Regions from separate parts of the Homo sapiens genome. Here region 1 is linked to region 2. Evidence: chromatin contacts called from ENCODE Hi-C or POLR2A ChIA-PET data. All regions are on one chromosome and are shown on one strand. Each heading gives the region's core, a stretch centred on a gene start or an enhancer-like site at or near the end of the contact. The rest is flanking DNA. Distances are from core to core; before and after follow the strand shown. Region 1 holds the start of USPL1 (ubiquitin specific peptidase like 1). Region 2 overlaps MTUS2 (microtubule associated scaffold protein 2).

Region 1 (3,314 bases), core at 628-3,127, 1.2 Mb after region 2:
GAATAACCAGAAATGTATACAGTATTCTCAACTTGGGACCGTTACTCTATAATATAAACGAAAGGGGTTTTCTAGTCAATCTCTGCTGATCTCCTGTACCAAAGTTCTTCCCTTTATAAGTCTTGTACTACCTTTTACAAGAGGAAAAAGCTCTAGAGCGAAAACACAGAACACACTAAAATCCCTTCCTTTCTCTTTACAACTCAAGCCCCGCCTCCATTTTGTTTCTGTTACTAATTTTTCTTCTGAAAAAATACCAAATTTACACTGAAAGACTAAAATTCAACTTTGCAGACAACGTTTTAAAAAATACAATTCAGTTTGGTGATGTTGTTTTGCAGTCTTACAATTTTAGCTACATTTTAACTGAACCAATTGTTTTGTTCAATTTATGAGTTAATACTCAGCAAGTTTGTTTTTTACAAATAGTGTATTCCATTCTAAAAATGGAAGTAGCAGTGGTGAACAAGAAAACAACCCTCTGAGTTTTGTCTATTTCAGGAGGAAGTACTACTTTCTCCAATTTTAATCACAATTCATAAAAAAGAAAAACCTAACTAGCTAGATCTTAAATATACAAATACATTAACAATCTAGTAAAGCAACAGAAAAAGGTAAACAAACTAACCAGCCTATTTTTGTCTGGAGAAACCCCAACAAACTGCTGGATTCCTTGGCCATTTGCATTCAGAAGTACCAAAAACTAAAATCCTTTTTACTAAATAATTTCTTCTACACGAGACTTGTTTCCTCCACACCACCCTATCCAAATTGTCAGCATTATTCCAGAATATAATCATTTAGTTTGAGACCACTAAAAAACCCCGCAGTCCAAAATACCAATTGTGGTTTTTCTGTAAAGAAATGGTCAGAAACTACAAATTGTTATCCTAGGACACAGAACCAATCGACCAAAAGGACTTCTGGAATATGCTGCCCCCAAGATTTAGAATGCACAGGCAGAAATAGCATACGCGGTCACGATGTCCCTTAAGCCACATGACCTTCCTACGAAAGCAAAGGCTTAAACTTATCAAATGAGAACTCCCCCTTTCTCTGAAGTTAAAACAAGGCAGGGCAGCTGGAATTAGAGCAGCAGGGACAGATCGGCTGTTGACTAGTCAGAACGGGTCGTGGAATGCAAAGTCCCTGCGCTTTCGCTGCTCCCCTTACCGTGAGAAGATCTGGGAGGGAGGAAAGGAGGAGAAACACCCCAGAATCCTGGTAGAAAAGCCCCTGGCCTCGAAGATGGGCTCTAGGGAGACAGGGAGGGGCAGCTCCGTGTGTGATGACCCTTTGTGAACATGCACTCTGTGGCAGCTTCAGCTCCACCGAGGCTTTGGGAGAGCGGACTACGGATGCCCGGCGCGGCCCAGCTGTGAAGGCCGCGCCGGCGGAGAGGGTCCATGGCACCCCCGCCGGCTTCGGAAGCCCTTCCCTCTCCCACCTCCGCGGGTCACCCCAGGAACCAGCGGCTCCCGACCACGCTCGCGCGGACCACGGAACAGCGACGCGCAAGCAGGTCTCTTTCGTCAGCGTAATCCCTCCGCAGAAAGCCGCGCACTAGTTTTAATCACGCCCCACCCCCTGGCCGCTGGCGCCACCTCCGCCACTCGGGCGCTTTCCAGCAGCTTCCAGAAACGTCGCCTCCCCAAACCCAGCCACTCACACATGGCGGGCTCAGCAGCCACCGGCCCCGCCCCTCCTCGTCGCCGCAGTCGCAACTGCGTCTGCGGCCACAGGGCGGACAGCCACGCCTCTGCGGAGGGCGACCGGAAGTGCTCACGTCTTCACCTTCCCCGCCACGCCACCGTCCTTTCAGGCCCAGCGTGCAGCAGGAAGGAGGACTCTTTTGCCGCGGACTCAAGCCGGAAGCCGCCTTCCTAGTGGAGACGCGAGTGGGGGAGGAGCAGTCCGAGGGGAACGTGGGTTGAACGTTGCAACTAGGGTGGAGATCAAGCTGGAACAGGAGTTCCGATCGACCCGGTACCAAGAAGGGGAGTGCCCGCGGCAGGTAAGGGAGAAGAGGGAGGGGTTTCTTTCCGCTCTCGAAATTGGGAAAAGAGACAGAGCTGGGATGACCTATGGGGTAGTCGGCGCGCTGAAAGGATGGGCTGGGCTGGGACGGGGTTCAAGTGGGAAAGGTTGATGATTAAGGTATAGAGTTGGACTTACAGATCCGTTTGGGCGCAGAGAGGTGAACGCTGAAGAGAAACCAGAGTTTGTTTTCGTTTTCCAAGGAGCGTGGAGATGGGCAGGGTTAACGGACCCTGCGCCTCCTTCGGCTTCTTAGTTTGGGTGTTGAAACTCACCTCCTTTGGTCCTGTTCGTCTCTGATTCAAGACAGTTGGGTTTGGTACCTGACAGGGCTGGGTGCAGAAAGCTGACCCTGTTCCTCGGCTTCCAGGTCGGTTGTGGCCTCGCTTTTGACAGTTCACGTGCCGAGCCTACTCGCTCTCGGAGGGCGAGCTCAAATGGGTGGGTTTAAGGCCCCCTCTTCGAACAGCTGTTTCCCTGGGTTTCTCCATTTTGCACACAGGAGTGTGAATTAAGTTTAATTGAATACTTTTTGCGATTCCCAGGGCCACCTTGACACGTTCATTGTGCTATCTAACTGGGTTCATGCTGGGCTAATAATTCACATTAAGGCTTCTGGAGTATAAGTGGTTCACAGAAGTATGAAAAGGGGATGTTAGAAGAAAGATGCTGGGGGTGAAGTAGAGTTGAGGAAGACAGAACTGGAAAGCTAGGTTGGTTTCACAGTACAATGAGCTTTAGGTCATAATACTACCTTTAGGTTATATTGGGCTGTTTGGACGGAGTTTGCTGTAATCAGGCTAGAGTAAATAGAGAATTTTAAACTAAGCATTGACAGGCTCAGACTTGTAGAGGCATCATTTTGACAGTGATATGGAAGGGAAAGAGGTAGAGATTTGAGACCTTTCCAAAGAACTGTCCACAGAATTTGGTGACTTACTGTGCGAAGAGGGAAATAAAGAATAGGGAACAACTCAAGACTTTCTAGTCTGTGTGTTTGGAAGGATGGAGACGCCCACATTTAAGTGAGATATGGGAAGGAGGAGCAGATTGTTTTTGAAGGGAGGAAGAGCAGTTACTTAGGGTCAAATTAAGTTGTAAAATCCCCCCCGGGATTTTGTATGTAAGTCAAAGTGAATTGTATTTGGAAGAAGAACTGGGGAGCCCACCTCTGGTATTTTTTTTATGTCCCTCATATGGACAAATAAACCTCTGGTATTAAATGAATTTTCTTTTGGGGGATTCTATATATTCGGGATTTCAACCACCAACCTATC
Region 2 (3,297 bases), core at 221-2,720:
TGCAGGGAATTTCATAGACCAGAGGCAGAAAGTTAGAGGGAAAAGGGGCCCATCTGATGGGCTGAGAGAGGTTCCCAAAAAGTCCCAGGTGCTATTTTGCCTGGGGTGCTCTCTGCATATGCTGCTGCTCTCAGTTTAAATCTCCAAGACAGCCTTGCCCTGCTGGGTTAGATCACAGTGTTCTGTAATTGTTCATCCATTTACTGACTCTCTGGACGTCAAGCTTCTTGAGAGCAGAAATGTCTGCCAGGCACATAGTAGGCACTCAGTGAGTATGTGTTATTTGGTATACATTTCCTATTTCTGGATGAACTGGGGTGAAAGCACCTCAGATTTACCCAGCGTTCAGTTTTAGTAGTAAATAGCTGTTCTGTTGGTTTCTAATTTGAGGAGTGGCACAGGTGGCTGATGCCCAAGCAGAGAATCACACGGATGATGCTAACAAGGACAGGCGTTTTCACTTCCCATTACCACCAGCTTCACGGGGTAGCATCAACCATCAGAAGAGATAACGCCCATTGACCACACATGTTAAAATAACAGAGTATGGCAGGCTTGCCTGGGCTTTGGCCACACATCTGATTGCTTGAGGTTAATGGGATGATTAGTGGGTTGTCTGCTTTGCAAGGCTGCTCTAGCAAGGAAAAGTGAAAGGCAATATCCCCGCGAGTTTGCAAAAAGTCTTAGATTGGGAGCCATGTCTAAAAAGAAGTGTAGGCTTCACTGTAGCAGACTTGCAGGGGTATGTTTAAGGCAAGATGTACAGGGAGTGAGTTGGATGTTTCATAGGAGTAGCTTGTCTTGCATTCCATCTGTGAATAAGAGATAGACCACACCAGAATGAATGGAGAACTCAGCGTGCAAAGGAGAGCGGTACATGAACAAATGAAAGAGGTAGCTAAGAAGAAACAGCTGCTGTTTTGGGGCTTAGATAAATGTTCTTAAAGTGTCAGTTTCCAGTGAAGCCTGTCATAGAATAAACAGAATTTTAGAGGAGTGGCCTCGTTAGGCTTTGCAATTTCTGGACTATATCACCAGGACAGTTTGGATGATTAACACTGAGTTCTATTTTTAGCCCTCTTGAGTGAAAACAGGAGCTCATGTACTTGGCACTCATTAGGAATTTTCCACTCATCCCCCATTTAGAGAGGCACTGATCTAACCCTGGGCCCTTAGAGGAGGCCTTGATCATATTTCAGTCAACCCACAGTGTCATCACCCAGACCAGGCATAGTTTGGGGAATGGAGGGGAGTAATGACTTGAGATCCTTTCCAAGGGAGTCCCGGGTGTTCAACAGAACCTAAGGGCCTTGCAAGATCACACTGGATTCTGTTGAACCTTGATGGATGGAGGAATAACTTTTTGAGGCAAAGAGCAGTAAATGGAAGATTCCTTTAAGTTCACTCTTGCCTAAGGAACAGTGTTCCTGCAGTCACAGCTATTGACTCATTTCATTGCAGGGTGGTACTACGTCATTCTGGTTTGGCTTGCAGGAAGCAAAAAGTAACTTACTTTATGCAGAGGATTCATAAATTAGAAGAGTTGATATCATTTCAAAAACAAGCACTTATGGAGGAAGGGCTGTCGCCAAACTGCGCAGGCTGGCCTCAGCGAGCCAGAGCAGAGCTGTGCCAGCATCTTCAGCAGCAACATATTCAGAGGTCATCAGACAGCATCCTTCTAGAAGCTGGTGGGGAAAACTAAACAACTACTCTCTCAGAAGTTATAGCCCAAGTAAGCGATGCTGAAATGGGTCCAGACGCTGGAAACAGACTAATGTGCAACTCACAAAACAACACCCAGGACACAGACAGGCAGTTCAGGCTGTGGAGTGGGATGTGAATGCAGCCAGGGCATTCTTTCATTGAGACAGAGTAGTCAGGAGCGGACCCTGCCTCTCTCCCAGTCAGACATGAAAAGCTTCATGGTAATAAGTGCTCAGATCCAGGCCGAGGCTCAGTGCAATTTGGATCTTGTTGTTGCATCTATCTAAGCATGGCTAGGAGGGGAAATCTTGGTGTGCTCGTGTTTGATGAAGAGTGTGGACGATGGGTGGAAACTCCTGCCTTTGCCATTTCCTGGTGGGTTGTGCAGGGGCCAGCCACTTCACCATAGAGTCCCAGTTTCCTCCTCCATAAAGGGAAATAAGACCCGGGATGCTCTGGACAGTGTCTGGAGGAGTAAATGACATAAAGGGCTTACCTAACATTGTGCCTGGACTACAGAGAGTGTTTGGTGGTGGACAGCATGAATCACCTGTAGTAATTAGTAAATAATACTTAGCCAGAACTTGCCAGAGTTAAGTTATTTTCCTTGACATTTGAGTCATCAGGTTTGTTGCTTATTTTGGCAGCCAACCCTTCCTTGAAAAGCCATCTAATGACTATAGTTTGGAACTGGCTGGTTTTAGAGCCTGAACTTGCAAAAGGGTGGATGGGGTCATTTTCATTGGGTCTTCGTGATCTGTTTTAATAGCCTCTGCTTCCCCAAATGGAGATGGTACAAGGTCTCTAATCTCACTTCTATCTCCTTTCCACTTCCTTGCCTCTCTCTCTCCCCATCCCCTTCCTTCCTTTCTTTTCTTGCTTTTTTTTTTTTTTTACATTCTCACTTGGTTTCCATCAATCTTATTTGTGTTTCTCCTAAAGCAACAGATGGACAGGGAAGGCCTGACCACAAAACATCAGCATTAGGTTTTCACCAAAGTGATACAAGTCTGAAGGTCTTCATCAGCAGTCTCCCTCATAGTCAGCGCCATACCGAAGAGGCCTGTCCCTCTCATAGGGCCTTCCAGCCACTCCTTCCCCACAGGCCTGATTCTTCTGTGGCTGGGAGTGTGGACTGATTTGTTATGATGTGAGAGATCCCTAGGGCATGACTCTGATAACGTCCAGCAGGGGCCATGACAGGGAGCTGGGGGAGATGTTGGCTTTCAGTTAGAAATTAGAGTTGATTTGTTGTTTTTGTTATTTTCTGATTGTTCACTGCCTGGCCCAGTCTAAGTCTTTGCAACTCTCATTACTCTGAGAGTGAACACTGTATAATGCTATTTCTGGACTGATAAGCATACTATTTCAATTCTCTGGCTGTGTTTAGATAATTATTTAGGAACGTGTTTAGGAATTAGAGAATATGAGTATTCAGAACTATTCTTGACAGTAAAAGCAAGTTGGTTTTTCCACTAGGTTAAGATTATTTCAGGGTCAGTACCAAAATTAGTGCTCTCCAAAATACCAAATTTGCTTAACCTACAGGAACACATTGATTGTCATCTGGTCATATTATACTGCTGTTAG

What was found. A loop is a pair of places that touch in the nucleus more often than their neighbours do. ChIA-PET counts read pairs that join two places held with the same protein, here RNA polymerase II (POLR2A).
Region 1: a loop to region 2 is called in a map of ascending aorta, with 6 times the contacts of the local background. The contact joins the promoter of USPL1 here to the enhancer-like site in region 2. A Hi-C loop is called at or near these places in 2 of 168 maps with a recorded cell type or tissue (OCI-LY7 and ascending aorta). POLR2A ChIA-PET finds 5 or more read pairs at or near these places in 1 of 52 experiments (OCI-LY7).

Annotation. Positions count from the first base shown.
Region 1 is chr13:30,616,043-30,619,356 of GRCh38, forward strand. USPL1 (ubiquitin specific peptidase like 1) reads left to right here and starts at 1,878. Exons shown (of 9, transcript NM_005800.5): 1 at 1,878-2,014. It also overlaps a transcript of HMGB1 not described here. RefSeq lists enhancers at 1,276-1,345, 1,366-1,505, 1,556-1,885, 1,906-1,955.
Region 2 is chr13:29,434,233-29,437,529 of GRCh38, forward strand. The region is part of intron 8 of MTUS2 (microtubule associated scaffold protein 2); the gene reads left to right. Among named protein-coding and RNA genes, the nearest start is that of MTUS2-AS1, 52 kb to the right of the region's middle. RefSeq lists a silencer at 348-447. Within about 2 kb of position 1,471, at least 11 of the 41 ENCODE cell types and tissues checked have a DNase peak (open chromatin) inside an H3K27ac peak, as active enhancers do; they include OCI-LY7 and ascending aorta, where a contact is called at or near this core.